Regions from separate parts of the Homo sapiens genome. Here region 1 is linked to region 2. Evidence: chromatin loops called from intact Hi-C (ENCODE). Cell type or tissue: CD4-positive, alpha-beta T cell. All regions are shown on one strand. Links, peaks and the distances in the headings refer to the core of each region. The heading gives the core; the rest is flanking DNA.

Region 1 (12,677 bases), core at 1,985-9,984, 320 kb after region 2:
GTATATATAAAGGCTCCATATATCATGTTTAGCCAGAGACTTTGGCATGTATAGCAAAGACCAGAGCAGGTCTGAGCCATCCACACAACCCTGGCTGATGGAGTCTGTGTGTGTGTGCAGCGGATACTCAAGAAAGCCTGATGGCTCTGCTAGACCAAGAAAAGAAGAGACACAAAATCAGGAATGAAAGAGAGGACATTACTACTGACCTTATAGAAGTAAAATGAATTGTAAGGGAATATTATGAATAACTGTTAGACAGCAGATGAATTAGACAAATTCCTAGGAAGATGTAAATTACTGGCTTGGAAAAAATAGAAAAGCTTGATAGACCTACAAGTAAAGAAATTGAACTGGCTTCCCACAAAGAAATGCTCATGCCCAAATAACTTCCCTAGTGAATGCTATCAAATATTTAAATAACAAATACTAGTAGCTTACAAGTTCTTTCAGAAAATAGAGGAGGAAGGAACACTTCCCAGCTCATTCAATGAGGGCAGCATTAACCTGATACAAAAGCCAAAGATGACATGAGAAGAGAAAACTACAGACCAATATTCCTCATGAACATAGGCCCCAAAATTCTTAATAAAATCCTATCAAACCAAGGTCAGCAACATAAAAAAAGGATCATATACCATGACCAATAATATCCCAAGAAATGCAATATTCCTGTATCCCAGAAATGCAAGGTTGAATTAACATTCAAAAATCAATTAATGTGATATACCATATTAATAAAAGTCAAAACTGATATGATCATCTTCACAGATGCAGAAAAAACATTGGAAGAAATTCAGCACCAATTCATGATAAAAACCCTCATCAAACAAGATAGAGGGGTCCTTCCTCATTCTGATAAAGGCATCTACAAATAACCTAGGGCTAATATCATATTTAATGGTGTAGGACTGAATGTTTTCCTCCTAAGATCATGAACAAGGTGAGACTGTCTACTCCCACCACTTCTGTTCAGCTATATACTGGAGGTTCTAGCCAGTATAATGAGGCCAAAAATAAAAAAGACATCCATGTTGCAAAAGAGAAGTAGGACTTTTTAAATTCACAGATGATATAATCCTTTATGTAGAAAATTGGAAGAAATTCACAAAAACACAAATCTAGAACTAATAAATTAGCAATGTTGCAAGAGACAAAAGCAATATACAAAGCTAATTATATTTCCATGTTCTAGCAACAAACTATTCAAAGATGAAATTAAGAAAATAATTCCGGCCGGGCACGGTAGCTCATGCCTGTAATCCCAGCACTTTGGGAGGCCGAGGCAGGTGGTCAGGAGTTCTAGACCAGCCTGGCCAACATGGTAAAACCCTGTCTCTACTAAAAATACAAAAATTCGCCTAGCATGGTGGCAGGCGCGTGTAATCCCAGCTACTGGGGGGGCTGAGGCAGGACTTGAACCTGGGAGGTGGAGGTTGCAGTGAGCCGAGATCATGCCATCGCACTCCAGCCTGAGGGACAAGAGTGAGACTTTGTCTCAAAAAAAAAAAAAAAAAAAAATTCCATTCACAATACGTAAATAAAATCAAAAGGAACAAAATACTTAGGAAAAAATGATCAAAAGTAGTGCTAGATATATACACTGAAAACAACAAAATATTGAAAATATTGCTGAGAGAAATTAAAGAAGATATAAATAAACATCATGTGATGGGTTGGAAGACTCAACTTTGTTAAAGGGTGATTTTCCCTAAATTGATTTACATTCAACAGAATTCTTCTCAAAATCCCAAGCAGGCTATTTTTTTGTAGCAATTGATAAGCTGATCATAAAATTTATATGGAAATACCAAGGACCTTGCAGAGCCCAAACTGTTTTGAGAAGGAAGAATGACACTGGAGAACTTATACAACTCAATGTCAAAATTTACCATTAAAACGACAGTAATCAAGACAGTGTGATATTAGGGTATTGGATAAGCATAGGCATGTACAGTAGGCCTCTCTTTTCTGTGGTTTCAATTTCTGCAGTTACCCATGGTCTACTGTAGCCCAAAAATATTAAGTGGAAAATCCCAGAAATAAACAGTTTATCGGTTTAAGATTCTTATTATAGTATGCTCTTGTAATTGGCCCACTTATTATTATTGTTGTTAGTCTCTTACTGTGCCTAATTTATAAATTAAACTTTACCATAAAGTTTACATATATAGGAAATGCCAGTATAGAAAAAAACATAGAATGTATAGGGTTCTGTACTATCTGCAGTTTCAGGTATCCACTGAGGGGTCTTGGAATATATCCCTTGCCGATGAGAAGAAACTATTGTAAGGCAATGAAGCAGGACTGAGAATGCAGCAATAAACTATATTAAATTAATTTTCACCAGCGGTTCTAAGACAATTTTGTAGGGGAAGTATAGTCTTTTCAACAAATTGAGATGGAGCAGGGGGTTCTTTTAGGGGCTTGTGGGTGGCCCAAGCATGGAAATAAAGAAAAGTCTTGAGTTCCTTCAAGGGACATTCTGGGCACCTATCTAGCTGTATTAGTCAGTCTTCACACCGCTAATAAAGGCATACCTGAGACAGGGTAATTTATAAAGGAAAGAGGTTTAATGGACTCACAGTTTCACATGGCTGGGGAGGCCTCACAATTGTGGCGGAAGATAAAGGAAGAGCACACGGACATCTTACATGGCAGCAGGCAAGAGGGCATGTTCTGGGAAACTCCCCCTTATAAGACCATGAGATCCTGTGAGACTTATTCACTATCACAAATACAGCAAGGGAGAGACTCGCCCCCATGATTCAATTACCTCCCATTGGGTCCCTCCCAGGACACGTGGGAATTATGGGAGCTACAATTCAAGATGAGTTTTGGATGGATCACAGCCAAACCATATCACTAGCCTTGAAAAGTAAATGAACAACTTGATAAGCAAGAAGTTAATAGTAGCTTAAAACAGGAGCCACAGAAGCTAAAGTCAGGAGATGTTTGATTCCCTATAGAAACTAAAGATATCTTAACATATGTACCTGAGTTGTTTTTCAGAAACCCAGACCTCCACCAAACAGATCCACTGGCACACAGATGTCAAATATGAGGGACTTGAGGACTGAACTCTGACCACCGCTATTTGTTTTAGATGTCTTCCTAGGCAGTCTGGCAGAAGTCACACTCCCAGGCCAGAATTAACGTTCTTTTCTGCTGATCCCAAATTTTTAGACAAAGCTTTGTGTCCTTTAATCGCAAATCAGAATTTTTTTTTTTTGCAGCATCTTGCTCTGTCACCCAGGCTGGAGTGCAGTGTGTGCAATCTTGGCTCACTGCAACCTCTGCCTCCCGGGCTCAAGTGATCCTCCCACCTCAGCCTCCCAAATAGTCAAGGTGCCAGCCACCATGCCTAACTAATTTGTGTATTTTTGTAGAGATGGGGTTTCACCACATTGCCTAAGCTAGTCTCAAACTCCTGAGCTCAAGCAATCCATCCGCCTCAGCCTTCCAAAATGCTGGGATTACAGGCGTGAGCCACCATGCCAGGCCTCAAATCAGAAAATCTTTGAATCCACCTATGACCTATGGGCCTCTACTTCAAGATGTCCCACCTTTTTAGGTCAAACCAATGTGTAGCCTCCATGTATTGATTTATGACTTTGCCTGTAACTGCCTCGCCATCCTAAAAAACCCTTACCTGTAAACCATCTGGGAGTTTGGGTCTTAAGTATGAGCTGCCCAATTCTCCCTGTTTGGTGCCCTGCAATACATGCCTCACTTTCTCTTGCTGCAAATCCCAATGTCAGTGTTTGGCTTTGCTGCACCAAGTGAGAGACCCCAGTTCGGTTCCATAACAAAATGGTGCTGGGACAACTGCATATCTATATGCAACACTTCAGAAAAAATAGATAAGCTGGACTTCATTATAGTTGAAAACTTCAGCTCTTCAAAAAACACCACTAACAAAATGAAAAGACAAGTTAAACAGACTGGGTAATAAGATTTGCAAATCATGTACCTGACAAACGACTTATATCTAGAATATACATATTTTGTTTTACTTTTTTTTTTTTCGAGACAGATTATCTCCTGTTGCCCAGGCTGGAGTGCAGTAGCACGACCATGACTCACTGCAGCTTCAACCTCTTCAGGCTCAGGTGATCCTCCCACCTCAGCCTCCCTAGTAGCTGAGACTACAGTCATGCACCACCATGCCCAGCTAATTTTTTTGGTATTTTTTTGTAGAGATGGAGTTTTGCTTATGTTGCCCATGCTGGTCTCAAACTCCTGGGCTCAAGCTATCTGCCCACCTCAGCCTCCCAAAATGCTAGAATTACAGGTGTGAGCCATCATACCCAGCCTAGAATATATTTTTAAAACTCCTAAATGGGCAATGGATTTGAAGAGATATTTCACTAAAGAAGATATACAAATGGTTAACAAGTACATGAAAAAGGTGTTCAACATCATTAATCACTAGAGAAATATAAATTAAAACCACAATGAAATATCCATTTACTTTTACCAGAATGGCTGAAATAAAAAAGAAAGCATTCATGAGCGTAAGGGAGTGGAGAAACTGGAATCCTTTAATATTATTGGTGGGAAGTTAAAACGGTGCAGATATGTTGGCAAATGGCTTCTTAAAATGTTAAACGTAACCCAGTAATTCCAGTTCTAGGAATATACACAAGAGAAATGATAACATCTGTCCTCATGACGTTGAACTTTATTTGAGCCTGTGCTCCTGGAAAGCAGCAACGCGGAGAAAATACCCACACTTTTGTATTTGTAAGAAAGACTACCCACAAAGAATCACTGTTATGGACTTAATTATGTCCCACCCACGCCCCAATTCATATATTGAGGTCTTAACCCACAGTACACCTCAGAATGTGATTATACTTGGACACAGGGCTTTTAAAGAGGTAATTAAGGTTAAATGAGGTAATGAGGATGGGGCTCCAATCCAACAGAACTGGTGTTTTAATGAGAAGAGGAAGCAATATCAGGAAAGCACGTACACACAGGAAAGTCCAAGTGAGGACACAGCAAGAGGCAGCCATCTGCAAGCCAAAAAGAGAGTCCATGGCAGAAACCAACTCTACTGACACCTTGATCTTAGACATCCAGCCTCCAGAACTCTGAGAAAATACGAGTTTTGTTGTTTAAGCCACCCAGTCTGTGGTATTTCATTATGGCAGTCCTAGCGGACTAACACAACCACCTTGCTCTTGCATATTTCCTGCCATCATTCCTTAGGACTCCTATAAGACTCACTGGTGGCTCTCTTGCTTACCCGCTTCTATAAAATCCCAGGTCTTCTTTTTTTTTTTTCTCCTGGAGATGTTTTTCATTAATGAACATTTTGCCTATTATAAAAGCTTGAATGAAATCATCTCCTTAATTGCTCAGCACATTTTGTCTTTTATGTCCATCACAAAGACTTGTACGCAATTACTCATAGCAGCATTATTTGAAAACTGGAAAGAATCCAAATGTCAATTAATTAATGAATTGATAAACAAATGTAGTATGCCCATACAATGGAATTCTATTTAGAAATAAAAAGGAATGATATAGTACTGATACATGCTACAACATAGATGAACCTTGAAAACATTATGCTAAATGAAAAAAGCTAAGTGCAGAAGACTACATATAGTATGACATGAAATGTCCAGAGAGGGCAAATTTAGAGAAAGAGAAAGCAGATCAGGCTAACCTGGAGCTGGATATGGAAGTGGAGTATGTCTGCAAATGGGCTAAAGGAAATTGGGCAGGGTTCTAAAATTGGAATGTGGTGACGATTGTACAACTATACAGATTCTAAAAGTCATGAATTGTATACTTACAATGGGTGAATTTATGGCATATAAATTTTAACAAAGCTATAGAAAATAACAGGAACAAAACATAAAAATCAAATGCTGCAACAAACTATGAAAATTCACTATCAGAACAAATTGTACCCAAAGAGTGGATTAAGCATCCAGACTTCTGGTGTTTTGCATTGTAGGCTCATTGACTCGGCTTCTACAGAGCACTGTGAGTGGAACTGGGAGAGAAATCCCTCCGCAAATTCAGGGTTCGTGTTTGATCCACATATCTAGAACCACCCATCAGAGCAGCACCCTCACCACAATAGTCAAAGATTGATAGTTATACTTTATATGTTCCAGTGTAGTAGAAATAAAGAACAAAGAAACTAACTCGATGAGGAAATAGACTATAGTTGAAGCTATTGATCATGGAGCCAAATAAAGATAACACAATGAAAGACTGCAAACAATTTTACCCTTCTTATTGCGAAGAAACAGAGTTAATAATTTTTTATAATTGCATCATTAAAAATTGTGTTGAATCTTTTTTAAAAAAATTCATTTTTAGTTAGATATTTACAAATGAGGCCAATACCCATTAACTAGTCTGTGGATGTTGAACATATGAAAACAGACTTAAGAAGATGCTTTCTCTTCCAACTGTAATACAAGTTTACTTAAACATTGGCACCGATCTTTCTTCCCATTATACTCCTCTCTTCAGAATCTTCCTCCTACCACACGTCTCTGCTTATTATAAATTCCCATTCAGCCATAAGACTTAGCTCTAATGTGATTTAATAGTTCATTTCTTCTTGAATCATCATTACTTGCATAAATATATTATTGATTGCACTTGAATGTAAGGAATGATGCCTTATTTTTTTTCATGGGGTAGCCTCTAGAGTATGGAGCACTTGGTAAACTTCCCTAAATATGCTTTTTGAATTGAATGGAATGTATTACCCCCTGGTGGCTGAATAGGAGAACAACTTCGGACTTTGTTAAACGACATCACCCCCACTCCCTTGTTCCTCAAACTACTGTGGATTTTGGAGAGCTCCAATTGTGGAAATTAATTCAAGGGAATTTGGGGGGGTGGGTGATGTTGATGTTCTAAAACTGGAATGTGATGATTGCACAGCCTTCAAAATCAAGAGTAGCTTAGGCCGTTGGTGGAGATTGCAATTTCAGAAATTACCTTTTTTTCCTTTTTTCCTCTTTTTTCATTTCTTCCCACTCCTGGTCCTCTTCATTTTTCTCATTTCTCCCTTGTGAATCTTTCCTCCACCTTATCTACTCATTTTAATTTTTTTCTTCTTTCACTTCTTGTTCTTATCTTTTCATTGCTGAGTTCTTTTGCTTCCTTTTGATTTTTGCCTGTTTGTATTCAATTATTTCCAGTGTGATCACACAAAAACACTACCTTTTTTTCTTTTGGTGTGTTTAATGGACACAGTTGGCCAGACTCCAAATTCAGCCACTGATGTCTTCAAATATAATGTCTTGCATTTTTTTCCTTAGGACAGAGTCTTGCTGTGTTGCTGCCCAGGCTGGAGGGCAGTGGTGTGATCATAGCTCACTGTGGCCTTGAGCTCCTGGGCTCAAATGATCTTCCCACCTCAGCCTCCCGAGTAGCTGGAACTACAGGCACACATGACCTCACCCGTGTCTTGCATTTTTACAGCATTTTTATTGTAAACTTTTTTCCAGTGTGGTTTCCCTTTTATGCTCTGGTTTTCCCTTCTATGCTCTGGTTTCTCATCTATTTTAATATCTGGCAAGAAGTCTTCTTAAAGCAAACATACAGGCATTAGAATTATCTCCATTCAACCATAAAGCAAACTAAATCAGAGGAAGAATAAACACTTGTCTGAGATCACAGATACTCAGTCTGAGCTTTGTTCCCACATCTCGTCTATCATTGCACCAATCCTTCTAAAAAGCTGGTTTCTGAAAGGTTGGGATCAAACTTCTTTACCATCATAGTTTAACAATCACATTTGTCCCTGTAATTATTTCATAATTTTTGACATTTTATTTATTTATTTATTTATTTATTTATTTATTTATTTATTTATTGAGATGGAGTTTTACTCTTGTTGCCCAGGTTGGAGTGCAATGGCACCATCTGGGCTCACTGCAACTTCCGCCTCCCAGGTTCAAGTGATTCTCCTGCCTCAGCCCCCTGAGTAGCTGGGATTACAGGCGCCCGCCACCAAGCCCAGCTAATTTTGTATTTTTAGTAGAGACGGGGTTTCACCATGTTGGCCAGGCTGGTCTCGAACTCCTGACCTCAAGTGATCTGCCTGCCTCGGCCTCTCAAAGTGCTGGGATTACAGGCATGAGCCACTGCGCCTGGCTGACATTTTATTTCTTTAAGTTTAGTGACACAATGAATGTGATTGTTCACAATTCACCTGGGATTATAGAAACTTAAAGCCAAAAGAATTAAAAGTGACCTAATTCAAATTATTTCAGCAAATGACAAAACTGAGGCTCAGAGAAGTGAAATGGCTTAACTGATGTCACATAGTTCATTGGTAACACAGCGAACAATAAAACCCAGGTCTCTTGGATTCCAGTTTAGTGTACTTTCCGGGGCTTTGTGCAGTCTACTAAGCACAGTTTGGAAGTGGTAGGGTAGAGCTGTGAAGACACAGAACCCTGGGCCCAAACAGACCAAACAGTAGATTAAGAGAAAATGAATTTTTTTTTTTTTGAATCTCAGCTCAGCCACTTGCCAAACCATATTAGGTAAGTTATTTAAGCATCAGCTTCCTTATCTGTAAACCAATGATAAAATCCAGTACAGTTCTGTTTGAAGATTCAAAATAAAAACTACTTGGTAGAGTAAAAATGTGTAGCTTGATAAAAGGTACCTAGATTCTGAGACCAGTATAGCTAAGAAGATGGTCTTCGGATCAAACAGCTGGTGTTTTTAGCTGTTGGAACTTTGGAAAGCTTTTTAACTTCTTTGAAAGTTATTTCCTCATCTTTAAAATGGGAAAAACAATGCTATTTGCCTCGTAGCGTTTCCAGAAGCTCAAATGAAATCATTCATAAGAAATTAATATGTGTTTGGCATACAAGTCAGAGTTCAATAAATGCATGCTGTGATCAGCCCTCTTCCCACGTTCTAATGGAAGTTCAGATCTCTTAAAGGGCAAAACTTTGAACTAAAAAATTTAGTCTAGAAAACACTTTATTATAAAACATTAGCTTCTTTCCAAAGTAATGATATTTTCAAGGAAATAAGGAGTAAAGACTTTTCATTATCACATGAAGATAATAGCTACCAAGAATGTGCCATGTGGGTGCCAGGTCTTTACATACGGTCTCTCATTTAGGTTTCAGAATACTCATATGCAGACAGATTAAGTACCTGGTCCAGGATCACTCTGCTAATGCGATGTTTAATCCTGGTCCAGATCACTCCAAACTCTCTGGCATTCCACTGTCCCATTTTAATTCTGCCTCCCAAACTGAACTATTTATTGAGAGCATTAAAACTTGAGACTATCAACAATTGCTCTAGCTTTTTGACAACCTATTCTAATTACCAAAAGCAGCAAGAGAGAACATCGATATAAAGCTTTTATGATGCCAGGAAAAACCCTTTTATTTTTTTCTAAATTATACTTTAAGTTTTAGGGTACATGTGCACAACGTACAGGTTTGTTACATATGTATACACGTGCCATGTTGGTGTGCTGCACCCATTAACTTGTCGTTTACATTAGGTATATCTCCTAACGCTATCCCTCCCCATTCCCCCAACCCCACAACAGGCCCCAGTGTGTGATGTTCCCCTTCCTGTGTCCATGTGTTCTCATTGTTCAATTCCCACCTATGAGTGAGAACATGCGGTGTTTGGTTTTTTGTCCTTGCGAGGGTTTGCTGAGAATGATGGTTTCCAGCTTCATCCATGTCCCTGCAAAGGACATGAACTCATCATTTTTTATAGCTGCATAGTATTCCATGGTGTATATGTGCCACATTTTCTTAATCCAGTCTATCATTGTTGGACATTTGGCTTGGTTCCAAATCTTTGCTGTTGTGAATAGTGCTGCAATAAACATACGTGTGCATGTGTCTCTATAGCAGCATGATTTATAATCCTTTGGGTATATACCCAGTAATGGAATGGCTGGGTCAAATGGTATTTCTAGTTCTAGATCCCTGAGGAATCACCACACTGACTTCCACAATGGTTGAACTAGTTTACAGTCCCACCAACAGTGTAAAAGTGTTCCTATTTCTCCACATCCTCTCCAGCACCTGTTGTTCCCTGACTTTTTAATGATCGCCATTCTAACTGTGTGAGATGGTATCTCATTGTGGTTTTGATTTGCATTTCTCTGATGGCCAGTGATGACGAGTATTTTTTCAAGTGTCTTTTGGCTGCATAAATATCTTCTTTTGAGAAGTGTCTGTTCATATCCTTCGCCCACTTGTTGATGGGGTTGTTTTTTTCTTGTAAATTTGTTGGAGTTCATTGTAGGTTCTGGATATTAGCCCTTTGTAAGATGAGTAGATTGCAAACATTTTCTCCCATTCTGTAGGTTGCCTGTTCACTCTGATGGTAGTTTCTTTTGCTGTGCAGAAGCTCTTTAGTTTAATTAGATTCCATTTGTCAATTTTGGCTTTTGTTGCCATTGCTTTTGGTGTTTTAGACATGAAGTCCTTGCCTATGCCTATGTCCTGAATGGTATTGCCCAGGTTTTCTTCTAGAGTTTTTATGGTTTTAGGTCTAACATTTAAGTCTTTAATCCATCCATCTTGAATTAATTTTTGTATAAGGTGTAAGGAAGGGATCCAGTTTCAGCTTTCTATGTATGGCTAGCCAGTTTTCCCTGCACCATTTACTAAATAGGGAATCATTTCCCCATTTCTTATTATTGTCAGGTTTGTCAAAGATCAGATAGTTGTAGATATGTGGCATTATTTCTGAGGGCTCTATTCTGTTCCATTGGTCTATATCTCTGTTTTGGTACCAGTACCATGCTGTTTTGGTTACTGTAGCCTTGTAGTATAGTTTGAAGTCAGGTAGTGTGATGCCTCCAGCTTTGTTCTTTTGGCTTAGGATTGACTTAGCAATGCAGGCTCTTTTTTGGTTCCATATGAACTTTAAAGTGGTTTTTTCCAATTGTGTGAAGAAAGTCATTGGTAGCTTGATGGGGATGGCATTGAATCTATAAATTACCTTGGGCAGTATGGCCATTTTCACGATATTGATTCTTCCTATCCATGAGCAGGAAATGTTCTTCCATTTGTTTGTATCCTCTTTTATTTCCTTGAGCAGTGGTTTGTAGTTCTCCTTGAAGAGGTCCTTCACATCCCTTGTAAGTTGGATTCCTAGGTATTTTATTCTCTTTGAAGCAATTGTGAATGGGAGTTCACTCATGATTTGGATCTCTGTTTGTCTGTTATTGGTGTATAAAATGCTTGTGATTTTTACACATGGATTTTGTATCATGAGACTTTGCTGAAGTTGCTTATCAGCTTATGGAGATTTTGGGCTGAGACCAAGGGGTTTTCTAGATATACAGTCATGTCATCTGCAAACAGGGACAATTTGACTTCCTCTTTTCCTAATTGAATACCCTTTATTTCCTTTTCCTGCCTGATTGCCCTGGCCAGAACTTCCAACACTATGTTGAATAGGAGTGGTGAGAGAGGGCATCCCTGTCTTGTGCCAGTTTTCAAAGGGAATGCTTCCAGTTTTTGCCCATTCAGTATGATATTGGCTGTGGGTTTGTCATAGATAGCTCTTATTATTTTAAGATACATCCCATCGATACCTAATTTATTGAGAGTTTTTAGCATGAAGGACTGTTGAATTTTGTCAAAGGCCTTTTCTGCATCTATTGAGATAATCATGTACTTTTTGTCATTGGTTCTGTTTATATGCTGGATTACGTTTATTGATTTGCATATGTTGAACCAGCGTTGCATCCCAGGGATGAAGCCCACTTGATCATGGTGGATAAGCTTTTTGATGTGCTGCTGGATTCAGTTTGCCAGTATTTTATTGAGGATTTTTGCATTGTTATTCATCAGGGATATTGGTCTAAAATTCTCTTTTTTTGTTGTGTGTCTGCCAGGCTTTGGTATCAGGATGATGCTGGCCTCATAAAATGAGTTAGTGAGGATTCTCTCTTTTTCTATTGATTGGAATAGTTTCAGAAGGAATGGTACCAGCTCCTCCTTGTACCTCTGGTAGAATTCGGCTGTGAATCCATCTGGTCCTGTACTTTTTTTGGTTGCTAAGCTATTAATTATTGCCTCAATTTCAGTGCCTGTTATTGGTCTATTCAGAGATTCTACTTCTTCCTGGTTTAGTCTTGGGAGGGTGTATGTGTCGAGGAATTTATCCATTTCTTCTAGATTTTCAAGTTTATTTGCATAGAGGTGTTTATAGTATTCTCTGATGGTAGTTTGTATTTCTGTGGGATCAGTGGTGATATCCACTTTATCATTTTTTATTGCATCTATTTCATTCTTCTCTCTTTTCTTCTTTATTAGTCTTGCTAGCAGTCTATCAATTTTGTTGATCTTTTCAAAAAACCAGCTCCTGGATTCATTGAATTTTTGAAGGGTTTTTTGTGTCTCTATCTCCTTCAGTTCTGCTCTGATCTTAGTTATTTCTTGCCTTCTGCTAGCTTTTGAATGTGATTACTCTTGCTTCTCTAGTTCTTTTAATTGTGATGTTAGGGTGTCAATTTTAGATCTTTCCTGCTTTCTCTTGTGGGCATTTAGTGCTGTAAATTTCCCTCTACACACTGCTTTAAATGTGTCCCAGAGATTCTGGTATGTTGTGTCTTTGTTCTCGTTGGTTTCAAAGAACATCTTTATTTCTGCCTTCATTTCGTTATGTATGCAGTAGCCATTCAGGAG
Region 2 (12,677 bases), core at 2,093-10,092:
TCCGACCCCTGGGTTCAAGTGATTCTTCTGCTTCAGCCTCCAGAGTAGCTGGGATCAAAAGCACATGACACCACACCTGGCTGATTTTTAAATTTTTATTAGAGAGGGGGTTTCGCCATGTTGGCCAGGCTGGTCTTGAACTCCTGACCTCAGGTGATCCACCTGCCTCGGCCTCCCAAAGTGCTGGGATTACAGGTGTGAGCCACCACACCTGGCCTCAAGTTTTTAAACTGTACTACACATCAACATCATGCCGTAAGTAATTTAACTCTTCTGTGCCTCAGTTTCTTCATCAATAAATAGAGATAATACATATTTTCTAAAATCCACATAAGACAATATACTCTACAAAGGATAGTTGCTATTGTGATTAATACCTTAAAAAAAAGAGCAGTTTGGCAGACCATAAGCCTGCCTTAGAGGAATAGGCTGGTGTTTGAGACAGAGAAGCTGGCTCCTGCCGTGTTCTTAGGGATAGGACATTACCTGGAATGCCACCAGCCAGTCCCTTCTCACGTGCAAGGTTCTGGGCATATGGAGATTCTAGTAAAGGCAACAGAAGCCTCTATGCAAATCCACTGTCACGTCTGCAAAACAAGATGCCCGGCAGCTGCCCACCACTGTTGGGCCACTAGGTAGTGCCATCTTCAGGCTGAACAGGGCTGATCACGACAAGGCCTTTTGAAGTGCTGGTCTTTCACATGGCATCTTGGTGAAGGACAAGTACATGGAAAACAGGATGGCAACTAATCCTATTTGCTCTGATGGCTTAAACATCTAAGTTAGAGAGCATGCTGCTCTTAATTCAATGAATTCCAAGAAATCTTGCAAGAAAGGTGATATATTACAGAGTTTGACACAGGAGCCATATTGAGTCAGTAAATAGGCTATGGGCACCTGCCACATGGTAGGCACAATACTGAGTGCCCAGGGTACAAAGGTGAATGAGGCTTGGGTCCCTGCACAGGAGGAATTCGCCATCTAGTGCAAGAGACAAACACAATTCAGTTCTTTCTTTTTCACCAGGGGTTGGCAAACTTTGGCCCAGGGCCACATGCGGCTCACTGTCTGTTTTGTATAGTCAATGAACACAGCCATGCTTATTCATGAATGTATTATCTATGGCTGTTTTCACACTACAACAGAATATGTGGCCTCCTGGCTACATAGCCTGAAATATTTACTATCTGGCCCTTTATAGAAAAAGTTTGCCAATTCCTGTTTACAACCACACACACTCTCTGCACTAGGAAATATACACACATGCACATATATGTGTACTGATGTTTTTGTTACCTGTTTTCCAAATCAGGTTATTAAATATATCAAGCCAGAGAAGATTATACAACGGAAGAGTATACCTCTTTCCTGGAGCATCAAGGAGTTACATTATCCTCAAGCTGACCTCTCCCTACATTTGCTTTCCAGAGTCACAGGGGCTCTTCAAGCCAGTCACCTCCACTCTCATCCCAGGTTCGGAGCCCTTCTGTTTAGCAAGCATGGCGACCATCTTCACTTATCCACTAGAGGGTATCCAAACACTGCTTATGAAGACTAAGGTGATACAACCGGACCCTGTTGAATGGCGAGAGATCAGAGTTTACTGTCTGGATGAGTTCCTACACTTACAACGCCTTGCACAGAGGTGGCAGGGCATGGAAGAATAAACTGGACTCTCACCCATTAGTACCAGACGTTGCCTGGAAACAGATCTGACAAGAAATGCAATCAGCTGGCTGAGATAAGGATGAATTAATACAAAGACTTGGAAGGGCAAATTTAATCCACAAATTCACAGCCTCCTCCTTCTACCCCTGCAAAGTTCTTTTTATTTATTTATTTATTTTTTGAGATGGAGTCTCACTCTGTCGCCCAGGCTGGAGTGCAGTGGTGCGATCTTGGCTGACTGCAAGCTCTGCCTCCCGGGTTCACGCCATTCTCCTGCCTCAGCCTCCCGAGTAGCTGGGACTACAGGCGCCAGCCACATCACCTGGCTAATTTTTTGTATTTTTAGTAGAGATGGGGTTTCTCTGTGTTAGCCAGGATGGTCTTGATCTCCTGACCTCATGATCCGCCCGCCTCGGCCTCCCAAAGTGCTGGGATTACAGGCATGAGCCACCGCGCCCGGCCTACCCCTGCAGAGTTCTTACTGAAGTATGTTTAATACTTTATAGGGGAACTGTGTGGAGCATCAACAAGCACAACCGAAGGGCTTCAGGCCTTGCTGCTTTCTCCAACAAGGCACTTGGCCTCTGGGCTAGAAAGATAGTTTTTAATTGGGAATGGAGAGCTGGCCCTTAGCAGAAGCATGTCTGGATTGCCTGGGAGGATTTCAAACCATGTGGTCGTCTTTCTGTTTTCAAACACAGCATGAAGATGGGCATCTCCTTCCGGTCCTCTCTGACCTTTTCTGAAGTCCAACTGTGTAAGATTCCTTTGGGTACTCTATTCCAGAACAGAACAAAACTTGAGGCCTAGATGTTGCTAGTAATTTGTGAATTACCTTATTCTTGCTTAGGACTTTAGTCTCACGTTCTACGATCAACTAAAGACCGGCACTGTGACAACACCACAGGACCCTGATTTTCCCAGCAGGCAATGGAATGGAAATTGACCTACTGGGCTGGCTTTAAGATATGCCCACAAATTCTTTGATGCTCTTCTTGAAGGTAAGCTGGACTTACTGACTTGCTTTTGATGAACAGAATGTGGCAGAAATTATGCTATGTGACTTGGGAGGCTGTGTCATAAAAAGGAGATAGCATCCATATTGTGAGGACACTCAAGCAGCCTTGCAGGGAGGTCAACATGGAACAGAAATGAAGTTTCCCACCAATAGCCAGCACCAACTTGCCAGCCACGTGAGTGAAGCTGATTCTCCAAGCTGAATCCTTGGAAGTGGATTCTTCAGCCCCAGTTAAACTTTAAGTGACTGCAGCTCTGGCAGACATCTGATGGAACCTTAGGAAAACACCTGAGCCAGAACTGCTCAGCCACGTTGATCCTGAATTCCTTATGTACAGACACCGTGAGTGATAACAAATGTCTTCTGCTGCTTTAGGCTATTACATTTAGGGGTAATTTGTTACACAGAATTAGATGACCAATATACAAAGTACCATCCAATTTTGCCTTATATACAATAGGTAGTGTGTTAGGTGCAAAGCCTGGGAGACCTGGGTTTGTCACTAATTTGCTGTGTGACCACAGACATAACTATTTTCCTGAGCCTTGGTTTGTACCTTCACAAGATGGGTACAGCACCACCTAGGTTGCTGCAGGGTCTTAAGGTGTTTTGTGATCGGCAAAGATAGAGGTAAAAGCAGTGATATCAGTCTCATGTTTTTTCTTCCAGAGAACATGATTTAATGCTTAGCAGAGTTGGTTTCTTAACAGTAGTGGCCCTAGGGTACTCAGTCAGTGAAAGAAAGGAATGGGAGGTGTCCCATGCCTGTAATTAGAACTACTGGGCTAAGGGTGCTGAGGAACCTCAAGAGCAGAGGTTGGCATGCTTTTACTGTAAAAGGCCAGGCCGGGCACGGTGGCTTACACCTGTAATCCCAGCACTTTAGGAGGCCGAGGCGGGCAGATCACAAGGTCAAGAGATCGAGACCATCCCAACCAACATGGTGAAACCCCGTCTCTGCTAAAAATACAAAAATTAGCTGGGCGTGGTGGCACACACCTGTAGTCCTAGCTACTCAGGAGGCTAAGGCAGGAGAATTATTTGAACCTGGGAGGCGGAGGTTGCAGTGAGCCAAGATTGCACCACTGCATTCCAGCCTGGCGACAGAGTGAGACTCCATCTCAATTTAAAAAAAAAAAAAAAAAAAAAGGCCAAATAGTAAATATTTTTGGCTTTGTGGGCCACATGATCTCTGCCACAACTACTCAGTTCTGCCACTGTAGCATGAAAGCAGCCATAAACAATATGTAAATGAATGGGAGCAACTGTGTTCTGGCTGGACTTGGCTGCTGGACTGTAATTTGCCAACCTCTGCCTTGTAGCCTTGGATTCTCCAATGATGTCTGGTCCCAGGCCAGCAGGATCAGTATCCCCCAGGAGCATGTGAGAAATGCAGACTTTTAGGTCACACCCAGACCTGCTGAATCAGCATTTCTGGGAAGGAGCCCAGCAAGGTGTCTTCCCAAGCAGCTCAAGTTTAAGAAGCCCTATTTTCTTCCCTCTTTCTCATGGGCTGCTCCACACACCAGGGATTTAAAAGGAATACTGGATGCTGATGACCCAATCCAAGATCTTCTCAGGACTCACAAAGAACACAAATCTTCCCCCAGAATCAGAGAAAAACACTTGGATCATGGTCCTGGGTCACCATTAAGTAAAGCTGCAGCCAGCCCCAGCCAAACAGCTTAGAGTCTTCAAGAACACTGAACAAACTGTGTGAAAAGAAGACTCTTAGAGTGAGGGGATTGGATTTGGTGATATTCCAGGGCCACCTCTGTCCGTGCAGGCCTGGCTGGTGTTGTCTGTGGTCAGATGCTAACCTGGCTCCCACATTTACTTACTTCTGTCAACACTTTTCCATTTCACATGTTGGTTTCCACTGTGGTTTGAATGTGTCCCCCAAACTTTATGTGTTGGAAACTTGGTCCTCAAATGCAGCAGTGTTGAGAGGTGGGATCTTTGGGAGGTGATTGGATCATGAGGGCTCTGCTCTCACAAATGGATTAATCCATTCATGGATTAATGAGTTATCTCGGGAGGAGGTTTGTTATCACAAGAGGGAGTCTGTTTTAAAAGTCAGTCTGGCTGTCTCTCGTGAGCCTCCTTGCAATGTGATGCCCTGCACCGCCTCAAAACTCTGCAGAGTCCCCACCAGCAAAAAGGCCCTCACCAGCTATGACCCCTTGGCCTTGGACTTCCTGCCTCCAAAACTGGAAGAAACAATGGTTTCCTTAATAGATTACCCAGTCTCAGGTATTCAATCACAGCAACAGAAAACAGACAATTTCCTTCTGTTTTGGTGAAGCATGGGGGAATAAAAGGCAAAGAGGAGAAGAAAAAAATGAACGCTATCTCCCAAGGAACAGAACTGAGATAAAGGCTTACAGGAAAGAGGATGAGAGAGTAGTGAGGAAGAGGCAAGAGTCCCTATAAAAACAGCTCCTTCCATTTCTGTGTGGGAGAGAGACGTTTATTGAATGACAATAAATGTCTTACCTCCAGCACCATCAGTATTTGTATAGGACATCACCAGTTACATCGCTCACATCTCATTTAGCCACACAACAGTTGTATGATGGAGATATGATTATCTTTATTTTACAGAGGGAAACTGAGGCTCACAGCAGTGAAAGGCTATGTTCAAAACCATGTTCTGCAAAGCTGCTGGAGCCCTGGCTGAAAGCCAGGTCTAAGGACTCTTTTCTGCTACAGAGCCTCCCAGCACTGCCTCAGGTCCACAGCCCAGTTTGAGGTCAAGATAAAATCTTACATGTACAAGCCTTGATTTGTGCCGACTCCACTTTATCACAGGTCCCCTGAAGGGACTGCACAGAGCCTGAGAACCGGCTTTACTTGGGATAGCTCCACCTCTGTCCTTCTACCTTTAGGCACTAGGGAGGAAGGTGGGGGAGGGAGGGACATCACACAAAAAGGTTCAGATGCAATTGTACAACTGTGCATGTATCAAAAGTCACACAGCTACTCTTTAATGTCAATCTCAAAAGAAATGAAATAAAAATCAAACAAGGAGGATTATGAAATGCTTGCCTCCACCAAAGACGCCAAGCATTTGCCCCAGTGCTGGCGGGTGTGAGAATCCATGCCCTCATGCTGAGAGTCGCTGCCCTGGAGGGCCTCTCCCACTTGGTCAGGGCTGCTTTCTGGAGTCTGTCATTCCCTCGGTCCACTTGCCCTCCGGATGTTTAACTGCCTCTGAGTGCAGGAAGTAAGACTGTGCGCTTCATCTTCAAGGGAGAGTTCTGATCTCCCGCCCTGCAAGTCTCCTTGCTTTTATGAAACTGAAAGGGCCCTGGCAGACATACATGCCCTTTAGGAATCTATATTCCTTTGTCATGTCCATTCTTAATTCTGAAATTCCCGGGTTATCAGACCTTCTTTCAAACAGAAGAAAATTTGGGAGGGCCTTAAATCATAATGATCAGTCCAGGAAACACATGAGAACAGGTGACCTTCGACACATCTGTTCTACCTAATTAGCCTTTGCCCCCACAGCTGCAAGCTGCACCAGGATCAGTAGGGTCCAATGGCCAAGGTCAGTAAACTCATGGCTGCAGAGATGGAGAGAGTTGACCACCTGGCCCCTGAAAACAAGTTTAGGAATGTCAAGCCCTCCGTGGAGGTGAGTCTACCTGCACACATTTCCATGCTGCCTTTTCCCCAGGCCAGCTGGTCTGCTTCCGACCGGAGATGTACAGCTTACCATAGAGTTCCACCACCCACCACCTAGTGCGCCTGACTCCAACACGCCACAGTGGTCCTTCTTTGTCTACATCCATCAGGAGATGAGCACAAATATGCTCAAGGTAGAGAGGATGACATGTACGGGAAGGCTTCATACTCTCTCAGCTCTCCCAGGAAAGGAGTGGGATGGAGGGCACAGCCTGGTGTCAGCTTGGCAGACCCACTGGTACCCCTGGAGACCAAGCCAGATCCTTCCTTCCATCTCTGACGGAAGAGCCTGGCAGGACAGAGTTCTCGCCCCTGGCCAGGCCTCCCTACTTGGGCAGAGTATGTCAAAGGTATGCTATTACTCAGGAAACAACAGTAGGCACCGAGGCACTCAGGTAGACACTGAGAGACCCAGCCCCCAAATGTGCCAGCAGCTTCTCCCTTTCCTCCCTCCCTCACCAAGACGGCCCAGGGCTAGGGTAGCAAGAGAGCAGGAGACCCTTGGCCTCACCTTCTGGAAGGTAGGAGTTGGCCTAGGATTGCAGTTTTCAACTGAGGCAGTGGAGGGCAGGCATGAGCGGGGGATGTCACAGGGTAGCAACAACACATCTTCCTGCAGCTTTCACTTTACACAATTTTTTTTAACTGTGGGAGGGGAGGTGAACTTTAAGTATAAAGAAATTAAAATTGATTGTCACATTAAGGCAAAAGAATATGGCAAATACAAATTTGAATGTATTTTTAAGAGAAAACACGAGTTGGCTTCAAAAAGTTCAAATTGTGCCGAGTTGGGGAGCTTCTGGGACATGCTCCTTCACTTTTTTTTTTTTGAGATGGAGTCTTGCTCTGTCGCCCAGGCTGGAGTGCAGTGGTGCGATCTCAGCTCACTACAAGCTCTGCCTCCTGGGTTCACACCATTCTCTTGCCTCAGCCTCCCGAGTGTCTGGGACTACAGGCGCCCACCACCACGCCCAGCTAATTTTTTGTATTTTTAGTAGAGACGGGGTTTCACCATGTTAGCCAGGATGGTCTTGATCTCCTGACCTCGTGATCTGCCTGCCTGGGCCTCCCAAAGTGCTGGGATTACAGGCGTGAGCCACCACGCTCGGTCAATAGACTATTTTTTAGAGCAGTTTTAGGTTTACAGAAAATTGATTGGGCCAGGTGTGGTGGCTCACGCCTGTAGTCCCAGCACTTTGGGAGGCAGAGGCGGGTGGATCACCTGAGGCCAGGAGTTTGAGACCAGCCTGGCCAAGATGGTGAAACCCCATCTCTACTGAAAATACAAAATTAGCTGGGCATGGTGGTGCGTGCCTGTAATCCCAGCTACTCCGGAGGCTTAGGCAGGAGAATCGCTTAGAACCTGGGAGGTGGAGGTTGCAGTGAGCTGAGATTGCACCACTGCACCCCAGCCTCGGTGACAGAGGGACACTCTGTCTTGAAGAAAAAAAAAAAGAAAAGAAAAATTGATTGGAACATGCAGAGTTCCCACATATCCCCTTCTCTCCTCCCTGAGCTCCCCTATAATTTATATAATTGATAAGCCAATTAATGACACATTATTATTGACCAAAGCCCATAGTTTACATTAGGGTTCACTCATGGTGGTAGGCATTCTATGGGTTTAGACAAATGTATAATGACATGTATCCATCATCAGAGCCAGCACACAGTATTTTCACCACCTGAAACCATCCGTGCTCTGCCTATTCATCTTTCACCTGCATCATTTCTAACCCTTGGCAACCAGTAATCTTTCCAATGTCTCGGTACCTTTTCTTTTCCTTTTTTTTTTTTTTTTTTTGGTGGAAAAGTGAATATGGAAATACTGTGCTGCAGTTACAAGCAATGGGTTAGATCTAGCGAAATGGTTCGGTCTTTAGAAGAGTGCTAAATGAGAAAGGATAAAAAAAATGAAACATTGCCCAGTGCTTCCCAAACATCAGTGTATACACAATCACCAGGGGTCTTGTTAAAATGCAGGTGCTGACCCAGCAGGTCTGGGATGAGGCCTAAGATCTGCATTTCTAACAAGCTTTCTGGTGATGCCCGTGCTGTTGGTCCACAGAACATACTGAGCAGCAAGGAGCTAGATGAGGAATCACACAATTACAACCCAGTAGCCAAATCTGGCCACAGTGTTTTTGTATGGTCCACAAGCTACAAGGGGTTTTAAACAGTTGGAAAAAATCAAAAGAATATTTTGTGACATATAAAAATTACATGACATTCAAATTTCAGTGTCCATAAATACAGTTTTATTAGAACACAGCCATGCTCACTCATTTGCATATGTCGTTGGCTGCTTTTGTGCTACAATGACACAGTGGAGTAGTTGCAACAGAGTCCATATGGTCCATAAAGTCTAAAATATTTACTATTCTGGCCCTTTACAGTTTGCCAACTGCTGTTCTAGACTGCTACCATCTATGTACATTAAAAACACACACATTCCAAACCTTCTTGTTTTATAAGAATACATACAAACAGCATATACATCAAACACATATTAATAACGGTAGCCCATGGGAGAAGGGGAGAGGATAACAGTAAGAAATGAGGATAAAAGGCAACAAACCAAACAAGGGGGGCCTTTTGAGGACCAATGAGGGTACAGTGCCATGAACTGGGTGGGGAAGGTAACTCTTTTCCCAAGTCCAACAGAGTTTGAGAATCACTGACCAAGGCTGTCTCACTAAGCATCTCTCTCCTCTTACAGGAGGCCCCCAGAGGCCCCATCGAGTGGTCTCTATTTTCAGAGACTGGCTGCTTTATACAGATTCAAGAAGGATTGAGGCGGCTGAGCGTGCTAAGGACAGCATTAGAAGGCACTTCCCTAATCAGCCCAAATTCATGTCTCAGCAACCTTGTTTCTCAGCCCCTCCCCATGAGGCCTTTACCCTACAGGCCAGATCTCCTTTCCCATCGCCTCCTTCTGTGCCCTTCTCCAAGCTCCCCACCCCTCACCTCCTGACTCCTCTCTGCCACTCCCCAGGTATCAAAACCCACTGTGATTTTGCTTGAGATTCTATCCCAGCTAAGAAGCCCCCTCTCTCTTCCAGCTGGGTCTCACATGGCAGAGGTCACCCTCCTTATCTACGCCTGAGGCTACTGATGCTCAGAGGTAACTGTCCCCACTGCAGGTCTGCAGCAGGTGGAACTAGCAACCAGCACCCCAGCTTTACATCCTGTGCTGCGTCCACTGCGACGGGCTGCAGCTAACCCAGCCCCATATGGACAATGCCTTGCTTTTCTAATTGTACTATGCTTCTGTAGGATTTCAACTTTTCCATCCAAAATTTGCTTGAATTCTCATTTATTTTACAGTTGCCTCACAATTAAGGTGTTGCTTTTTTTTCCTTTTTATTCATGACTTACTTGTGTGTGTGTGTGTGTGCGCGTGTGGTCAAAAGAACGTAACATTTAATACCTTAATCATTTTTAAATACACAGTAGTGTTGACTGCACACTGCTGTGCAGAAGATCTCTAGAACTTTTTCATCTTGTAAAAGTGAAACTGTAGATGCACTGAATAGGAACTCCCCCTTGCACCCTCTCTTTATCCCTTGGCATTCTACTTTTCATTCTACTTTCTAGGAGTTTGATTACTTTAGATACCTTATATAAGTGAAAGCATGCAGTATTTGACTTTCTATGACTGGCTTATTTCACTTAGCATGATGTCCTCAAGGTTTATCCATGTGTAGCATATGACAGAATTTCCTTTTTTAGGCTGAATAATTCTCCATTGTCTGCATATCCCACATTTTGTTTACCCATTAATCTGTTGATGTGCATTCAGGTTGCTTCTAACTCTTGGTTATTGTGAATAATGCTGCAATGAACATGAGTGTGCAAATATCTCAAGATCCTTTTTTTTTTTTGTATGGTTTATTTGTTCATTGTTTTTTTTTTAATCAGCTGAATTTAAGATTCAAAGATCCTGTCTTTAATTCTTTTGGATCTATACCCAGAAGTGGGATTGTTGGGTCATATAGTACATTTTATTTTTAATTTTTTGAGGACCCCCCGTACTGTTTTCCAGAGCGGCCTCATCATTTTACATTCCCATGTGCAAGGCACAAAGGTCCCAATTTCACCACATTCTTGTCAATACTTGTTATTTTCTGTTTATTTGATAGTGGCCATCCTAACAGGTGTGAGGTAATAGCTCATTATGGTTTTGATTTGCATTTTCCTAATGACTGGTAATATTGCTCATATTACCATATGCTTGTTGGCATTTGCATATCTTTTTCTGAGAAATGTCTACTCAAGTCCTTTCCCCGTTTTTACATTTGATTTTTATTGTTGTTGTTGTTGAGTTGTAGGAGTTCTTTATATATTCTGGATATTAACCTCTTATCAGATTCATGGCTTGCAGGTATCTTTTCCCTTTCTGTAATGATTGTTTCCTTTGCTGGGTAGATGTTTTAAGTTTGGTATAGTCCTATTTGTCTACTGTTGCTTTTGTCATCTGTGCTTTTGTTGTCATATGCAAGAAATAACTGCCAAATCCAATGTCATGAAGCTTTTCTCATTTTCTTCTAGGAGTTTGAGTTTCAGGTCTTACATTTAGGTCTATAATTTATTTTAGTTAATTTTTATACATGGTGTCAGGTAAGGATTCATCTTCATTCTTTTGCATGTGGATATCCAGTTTTCCCAACCATTTGTTGAAGAGACTGTCCTTTCTTTCTCATTGTGTAGTCTTGGTATGTTTGTCCATTTTTCCATAGACCATTTGGAAAGTGATCTATTATCCATAAATGACATATATTGATCATAAATTAGGAAAGTCCATAGATCTTTTGACTACATATATGAGCGTATATTACTGGGCTCTCTATTCTGTTCCATTGGTCTATATGTCTATCTTTATGCCAGTACCATACTATTTTGATTACTGTAGCTTTGTTTTATATACATATAAAACAAACATATACATATTTTTTAAAAGGGCCTTATTATGTTGCCCAGCCTGGAGTGCAGTGGTTATTCATAGGTGAGATTATAGTTCACTACAGCCCAAAACTCCTAGGCTCAAGTCTCCTGCCTTAGCCTCCCAAGTAGCATGCCACTATGCCCAGCTTGTATCACCTTTTAAAATCAGGAAGCATGGGGCCTGTGGCTTTATTCTTCTTTCTTACTACTGTTTTGGCTCTCTGGGGTCCTTTGTGGTTCCATAGGAATTTTAGGATTTTTTTTCTATTTCTGCAAAAAAAAAAAAAAAAAAAATGCCACTGGGATTTTGACTGGGATTGCACTGAATCTGTGAATCATCTTTGATAATATGAACATTTTAACAATATTACATTTTCCACTCTATGAACATAGAATGTCTTTCTATTTATGTCTCCTTTAATTTCTTTCAGCAGTGTTTTGTAGTTTTCAGTGTAAACATCTTTTACCTAAGTGTTTTATTCTTTTTGATTCTATTGTAAATAGAATTTTCTTAACTTCCTTTTTTGATTGCTCATTGTTAGTGCAGAGAAATGCCAACTGATTTTTTTGTGTGTTGAATTTGTATCCTGCAACTGTGCTGAATTTATTAGTTGAGCAGCTTTTTTGGTAGAATCTTTAGTGTTTCCTACGTACTAGGTCATGTCATTGGTTAACATAGATAATCACTCTTTTCCTATTTGGATGTCTTTTATTTCTCTTTCTCGCCTGGATAGGACTTCTGGTCTTATGTTGAATAGAGGTGGTCAGAGTAGACATCCTTGCCCTATTCCTAGTCTTAGACAAAAAGCTTTTTTATACCACTGAATATGATATTAGCTGTTGGCTTATCATATATGGTCTTTAGTATGTTGAGGTAATTTCCTTCTATTCCAAGTGTGTTTAGTGTTTTTATCATGAAACGGTGTTGAATTTTGCCAAGTACTTTTTCTGCATCAATTGAGATGATCATGTGGTTTTATCTTTCGTTCCATTAATGTGGTGTATTACATCAGTCTTCATGTTGAACCATCTTTGCATTTCAGAAATAAATCCCAGTTGAACACATATAATCCTTTTACTACGTTGAATTTGGTTTACTAGTATTTTGTTCAGAATTTTTTAACGAGGCCAGGCATGGTGGCTCACTCCTGTAATCCCAGCACTTTGGGAAGCTGAGGTGGGTGGATCACTTGAGGTCAGGAGTTCAAGACCGGGCTGGTCAACATGGTGAAACTCCACCTCTACTAAAAATACAAAAATTAGCCGGGCTTGGTGGCGGGCACCCGTAATCCCAGCTACTCAGGAGGCTGAGGCAAGAGAATCGCTTAAACCTGCGAAGTGGAGGTTGCAGTGATTG

What was found. Hi-C counts contacts between places; a loop is a spot of excess contacts. Peaks named below come from ENCODE experiments on the same cell type or tissue, not always from the same donor. Only the 100,000 strongest peaks of a DNase experiment are listed, where the experiment ranks them.
Region 1: a loop joins it to region 2, with 8 times the contacts of the local background. A loop is called at or near these places in 12 of 110 quality-filtered maps.

What each region holds. Positions count from the first base shown.
Region 1 is chr3:32,013,331-32,026,007 of GRCh38, reverse strand. It overlaps a transcript of OSBPL10 not described here. Among named protein-coding and RNA genes, the nearest start is that of ZNF860, 38 kb to the right of the region's middle. In CD4-positive, alpha-beta T cell, for the core only: CTCF peaks have their summits at 6,499 and 6,702 (motif pointing left); a DNase peak (open chromatin) is centred at 6,747.
Region 2 is chr3:32,329,135-32,341,811 of GRCh38, reverse strand. All of the region lies in intron 1 of CMTM8 (CKLF like MARVEL transmembrane domain containing 8), which reads right to left. Among named protein-coding and RNA genes, the nearest start is that of CMTM7, 56 kb to the left of the region's middle. In CD4-positive, alpha-beta T cell, for the core only: a CTCF peak has its summit at 6,944; DNase peaks (open chromatin) are centred at 5,911 and 6,941; H3K27ac peaks cover 1,654 bases.